Regions from separate parts of the Homo sapiens genome. Here region 1 is linked to region 2. Evidence: chromatin loops called from intact Hi-C (ENCODE). Cell type or tissue: MCF 10A. All regions are shown on one strand. Links, peaks and the distances in the headings refer to the core of each region. The heading gives the core; the rest is flanking DNA.

Evidence for each region. Peaks named below come from ENCODE experiments on the same cell type or tissue, not always from the same donor. Only the 100,000 strongest peaks of a DNase experiment are listed, where the experiment ranks them.
Region 1: it touches region 2 in a loop (2.1-fold over the local background); 10 of 110 quality-filtered maps call a loop at or near these places.

The regions. Positions count from the first base shown.
Region 1 is chrX:68,489,107-68,492,013 of GRCh38, reverse strand. No RefSeq gene overlaps it. Among named protein-coding and RNA genes, the nearest start is that of YIPF6, 8.5 kb to the left of the region's middle. In MCF 10A, for the core only: a CTCF peak has its summit at 1,158; no DNase peak of the experiment used is centred there.
Region 2 is chrX:68,431,724-68,434,630 of GRCh38, reverse strand. OPHN1 (oligophrenin 1) reads left to right here and starts at 1,136. Exons shown (of 25, transcript NM_002547.3): 1 at 1,136-1,463; 2 at 1,607-1,764. The coding sequence starts at 1,611. In MCF 10A, for the core only: no CTCF peak of the experiment used is centred there; DNase peaks (open chromatin) are centred at 770 and 1,150.

The DNA.
Region 1 (2,907 bases), core at 212-2,711, 57 kb before region 2:
TGGTGCATGCCTGTAGTCCCAGCTACTTGGGAGGGTGAGGCATGAGAATCATTTGAACCCAGGAGGCAGAGGTTGCAGTGAGCTGAGATCATGGCACTGTACTCCAGCCTGAGTGACAGAGCAAGACTCTGTCTCAAAAAAAATTAAATTAAATTAAAAATGTAAAAAAAAAACCAGTCATCACATATATTGTAAAAAGCAATATGAATCTCTTCATTAAAAATGGGGATATAGGCTGGGCACGGTGGCTCACACCTGTAATCTCAGCATTTGGGGAGGCCAAGGTGGGCGGATCACTTGAGGTCTGGAGTTTGAGACCTGCCTGGCCAACATAGCGAAACCCTGTCTCTAGTAAAAATACAAAAAATAAAAATAAATGAGCCAGGCTTGGTGGCAGGCACCTGTAATCCCAACTACTTGGGAGACTGAGGCAGGAGAATCACTTGAACTTGGGAGGCAGAGGTTGTGGTGAGCCAAGATTGTGCCACTGCACTCTAACCTGGGGCAACAGAGTGAGACTCCGTCTCAAAAAAAAAAAAAAAGGTTGGGGGGCAGGGAAGGATATATCAGGCCGGGCGAGGTGGCTCACGCCTATAATCCCACCACTTTGGGAGGCTGAGGCGGGTGGATCACTTGAGGTCAGGCCAACATGGCTTGGCCAACATGGTAAAACCCCGTCTCTACTAAAAATACAAAAATCAGCCAGGCGTGGTGCCAGGCGCCTGTAATCCCAGCTACTCAGGAGACTGAGACAGGAAAATTGCTTGAACCCAGGAGGTGGAGGTTGCAGTGAGCTGAGACTCTGTCTCTATTTTTAAAAAATGGGAATATATCAGTACTAACTTAATTCAAAGGAATTTTTGGGGGCTTGAAAGAGAAAATACATGAGAAAGTAAAATGCCAACAATAAAGCAAAATGTATCTTATTGCTGCAGTTGTCTGTCTATTCCTGGATTTCCTCCAGAAGGCAGAGCCTGAGACAAGGACTTTCATGTTGGTGTTGATATTGGGAAGTCATCCCATGTAACAGGAGTGCAGAACATGAAAGTCTGAAGCAGAAAAGGAAGGAAAGTCATTAAAAGAATATATTTCCAGCTGGGCACCTGGGGGTCAATCCCACTGAGGAGCCATGTAGAATGCAATTCACAGTTGTCCACTGGAGGGACAGAAGAGTAGGAGTCTCTCTACAGCTCCTGTATCCCATTGGTCAGGAGTCACTATGTGCAGTGTTAATTCCCTTTCACCTCCAGACTTGTGCATGCTTCAGAATATTAGAACAGTTTCCCACAGGCAAGAAGAAGCCTGTGGACTTCTGTGAGATAAAACACAGTGTAGGCAAGTACTGTCAGGTTGAACCTGCCTACATAGTGGTAGATGGAAAGAATACAAGGCAGGGCTTGAAAGGTATTTGATGCCTACTCTAAACGCAAGGCGACAGTTATCTGAAAAATAGTGGTGGTAGTAGGAGTGTCAAGGAAGCAATTTTACTTTCATTTTTCTTTACTTTTTATCTTTACATTTTCAAAGAGGCAGCTTGATGTAGTGAATAAGCACACAAACTCTGGAACCAGACTATGTAGGTTTGAAACTAAACTCCATCATTAGTAAATCATGTCATTTTGGACAAGTTACTAAATCTCTCCATGCCTCAGTTTCATCATCGGTAAAATGGAGATAACAATAGCTGCCTAATAGAGTTGTGAGGACTGAGTTAAATGTTAGCTATTAATATTTACAATAGAAACACATGTTTGGCCAGGTGTGGTGGCTCATGCCTATAATCCCAGCACTTTGGGAGGCTGACGTGGGCGGATCATCTGACGTCAGGATTTCAAGACCAACTTGGCCAACATGGGGAAACCCCATCTCTACTAAAAATACAAAAATTAGCCAGACATGGTTGTGTGTGCCTGTAATCCCAGCTACTCAGGAGGCTGAGGCAGGAGAATTGCTTAAACTCAGGAGCCAGAGGTTGCAATTAGCCGAGATCGAGCCACTGCACTCCAGCCCGGGTAACAGAGCAAGACTCTATCTCAATAAATAAATAAATAAATATTAAAAAAATAAGAAACACATGTCTGCTGCCCCTCCCCACCCGATTTTGCCCTTCCATACTCTCATCTATTCCCTCACTGAAGACAGAAGATCTTTTATTTTCTATTATTTATAACTTCAGAATTTGGCCTCCTGTTCTTTCCCATTAACTTGAGTGACCTGTGTGAGAGACAGACAGACAGATACCACACAAAGATGGTAGGACAAGAACTTTTACTTTTTCTTACATAAAAATATTTAAAAATAAATAAAATTTTAAACTAAAAAAATTACATTTGTTGTAAAAATTGAGAACACATAGTTATATAAAAATATGAAGTTAAGTGTTCTGTGTCTGTTGTTAGAATGTGGGGTTTTTTTGTTTTGTTTTTGTTTTTTTGTGTGTGTTTTTTGAGATAGAGGCTCTCTCTGTCGCCCAGGCTGGAGCGCAGTGGTGCTATCTCAGCTCACTGCGACCGCCGCCTCCCAGGTTCAGGTGATTCTCATGCGGCAGCCTACTGAGTAGCTGGGATTACAGGCGCGTGCCACCAAGCCCAGCTAATTTTTGTATTTTTAGCAGAGATGGGGTATCACCATGTTGGCCAGGCTGGTCTTGAACTACTGACCTCAAGTTATCCTCCTGCCTCGGCCTCCAAAAGTGCTGGGATTACAGGTGTGAACCACTGCACCTGGCCAGAATGTTTTCGTTTTTGAGTAAGACAAAATCAACCCACACTGCTAGTGATGGATTGGAGAAAGCAAGGCCCATGAATTGAGATGGAAAGCCTTGGGGTCAGGCAGTTGGAAGGTGACATAAAACTATTCTGTCAGCAAAGTCAGGCCAAGGGGCTGAGGGAAGCCGAGGAATGAAAT
Region 2 (2,907 bases), core at 145-2,644:
GTGGGTCAGCCACTATTATTCTATTTACAACCCCCTTCCGTTCTGGCTTTCTTCACAGGGCAATCTAATGTAAACACTTCTGCAGAATTAAAGGGATCTCTTTGCCCACGCACAAACTATTTTTTAGTTTTTCGAGCCTCTACCTACCCTTAGTCTCAAGACAGCTGCCTTTAAGGTAAGCTGCAAGACAATTTATAACATCCTATTCTTAGACTTTCCACTTACACATGGAAAATCATATGCATTATCGGCGTCTGCCACAAAAGCCATGCTCTGAGGTCCTATTCAGGAAAATATTAACTCTGAATTATGGCCTCCCTTTCTTTGGCAGGGGGCACTGAGCTTCACGGAGACCCTAGAGTAGGAATCAACCCTTCAGGTCGAAGGCCCAAGGGAATTAGAGCACTTAGAGCAGGAGACATGGGAAAAGAAAGAGGAAAAGAAGTTGGTAGGTCCGAAGGAGGCTGGAAAGAGGGGAAGGCAAAAGAATACACAACCCAGCCGAATCATGGGAATTGAGAGATGGCTTCCTGCAATCTAGTCTTGCGGGTTCTTGCTCTAGTTTCGGAAACTTCCCCCGCAGAGTCCAGCGCCGCGCACCTGCCCCTTGGGGCCGGTCCCTGCGCAGGAGCCTGCGGCAGGCTGGGAATGCCGTTCTGGGAGAGCAGCCTCCCAGGCGGGGTGGTGGGGAGACTGCAGGGAGGAGTCTTGGGGAGTGCAAACGGAAAGACTACATCTCCCAGGCCGCCACGCTTTCCAGCTGGAGTCCTAGGGCGCTGACTGCTCCCCAGTTTCCGTAGGGAAGCGCTGGGCTACCGCGGCTATTGTGCGTCGCGCTCTCGCCCTCCTCTTCCCGCTGCAGTGTCTATGGAGCGAGGCTACGTTTCATTGCCGCCCTGGCTTAACCCTTCCGGCGCCTAAAAGGACGGCCGGCCGGCCGGCTCCCTTGCACCAGGAAGAAGTCTTAGCAGCCAGCGGGCCCTGGTCAGGAAACTCTAAGGTACAAGGAAAACAGTTGAGGAAGGAGCCAGAGCGCTCCGGTTTGGTCCTCGGGCTTCGCTGGGGCGGGGCGCAGGCGTTGGCTTTAAGAAAGGGGAGGGGACAGTGCAATCCGGGTTGCCCGCGGAGTTCGGCCAAGGAAGTCTTCCGCTCGCTCCGGAGCGAGGAGCCTGTAGAGAGGCTGTTCCCAGCTCCAGCTCTAACCTCGCCTACACCTTGGGCGGGCCCAAGTGTCACGTTTGCAATTGCTCAGGAAGGATCCGGCCCGTCTCCGGAGGCAAGTCGGGCTGCGGTTTTTGCTGCTTATCTGGGAAGGCGATGCCTAAGGGACATGCTGCTTGCTAGGCAGCACCCTGCCGGGATCCGACTGCGATAGTTAGCTCTCCCTGGCCCTGAAGCCATCGCCGGGGCGCCTGTTCTCTGTCCGGACCAGCCAGCGCTCCTCAGGAGTCTCACTGAAACAGGTACCTGTCCTCCAAAGGGACGGAGGCTATGAGCTTCCTTAAGCGGGTCGCGCGCTCAGTCCGTCCCCTCTACTTCCTCTACTGTGCCATTGATGCTCTCGGTCTTTGTGTCTTTCCCCTTTCCCCCTACTCCCGGCCATCAGAACCATGGGTCATCCCCCGCTGGAGTTCAGCGACTGCTACCTGGACAGCCCCGATTTCCGCGAGAGGCTCAAGTGTTATGAGCAGGAACTGGAGAGGACCAACAAATTCATCAAAGACGTAATCAAAGACGGCAACGCGCTTATCAGCGCTATGAGAAGTAAGTGCAAGGCTTCGATGAGCTGTTTCTCTGAGCTGGTGTGTCTGGCCTTTAAGCCTTTCCACACCACCAGGGGAAGGGAGATTGCAGGGTGACTCCCAGCCCAGATCTCTGAGGCAAATGGGTTTCCCACACTTGGGGAGTGGAGATAGTAGAAGTGGAAAGTGGTGGATACAACCAGAACTTTGGGCCTTTTCCTTTAGTGGTTTTGACCTTATAAGACGTGATCCGTAGCTGTGCCAGGGACCCTCTTGCTCAGCAATTACCCTTACTTGGCAGATGATTGTTCTTAAGGGACAATCTGCTGTACTGTTAGACATATTCAGCACCCCTGTCTGGGGCAAAGTGACATCCAAGCTGACCAAGGAACTGCCCCAGCACCTCCTAAACAATTGGGGATTAAGGTCAGCAGCTTGAATAATAATTTTGTCCTGGTCTCTGGTTGCTACAGATAAGTGTGGGGGGCAGTAAAAAATTCGCCATGGCAAGTTATTTTTTAAGGAAAGCACCTTTGCCCCAGTGAATTATTTTCTTTATCACACTGAGCTATGGTTTAGGTCAAGGTCAGTCTAAGTTCAGGATTATTGGATGGCTTCACCTGCCACTGAATTCTGCTTGAGTGTGGAACAAAGAGCTGACTACTTAGTCCCTGCCACAAGGGGCCCAGCCCCCAGGGAGTAAAATAGGGATAGGGTTGGGGGCTGCTGGGCTGAAGGAACTTCACCTAGCTTCGCTTTTCCAGTGCTCACAGCTGACTCAGCTGTGGGAAGCTCTCTCCTTCCCCCATTGTGTGTGGAGGTTTTTTTTCTGCTTGTTGGTAGGAGGCTTGGAGTAAAAGAAAGAATAATAAACATCCCCAACGAGAGTGCAGGCAAGCCAACCCTTTATGCCAAAGCATATACACAGAAGAATGGAGGGTAATGATTGGGTGGAGTGATAATTAATTTTTTCTCTTGGCTGAAAGATGATTGTGAAAAATAAACTCAGAGTCATTGGCAAGTATGTCCTATATGGTTATAACTTTGTTTTGAGTGAATTTATCACCAAATACAGGGTCTAGGACCAGTGTGGCAACCTTCTTAGGCGGATGCAGTCAACCAAGAGCAGGGAGAAAGAAAGATTTGAAAGTGGTAGTGCGAGGCT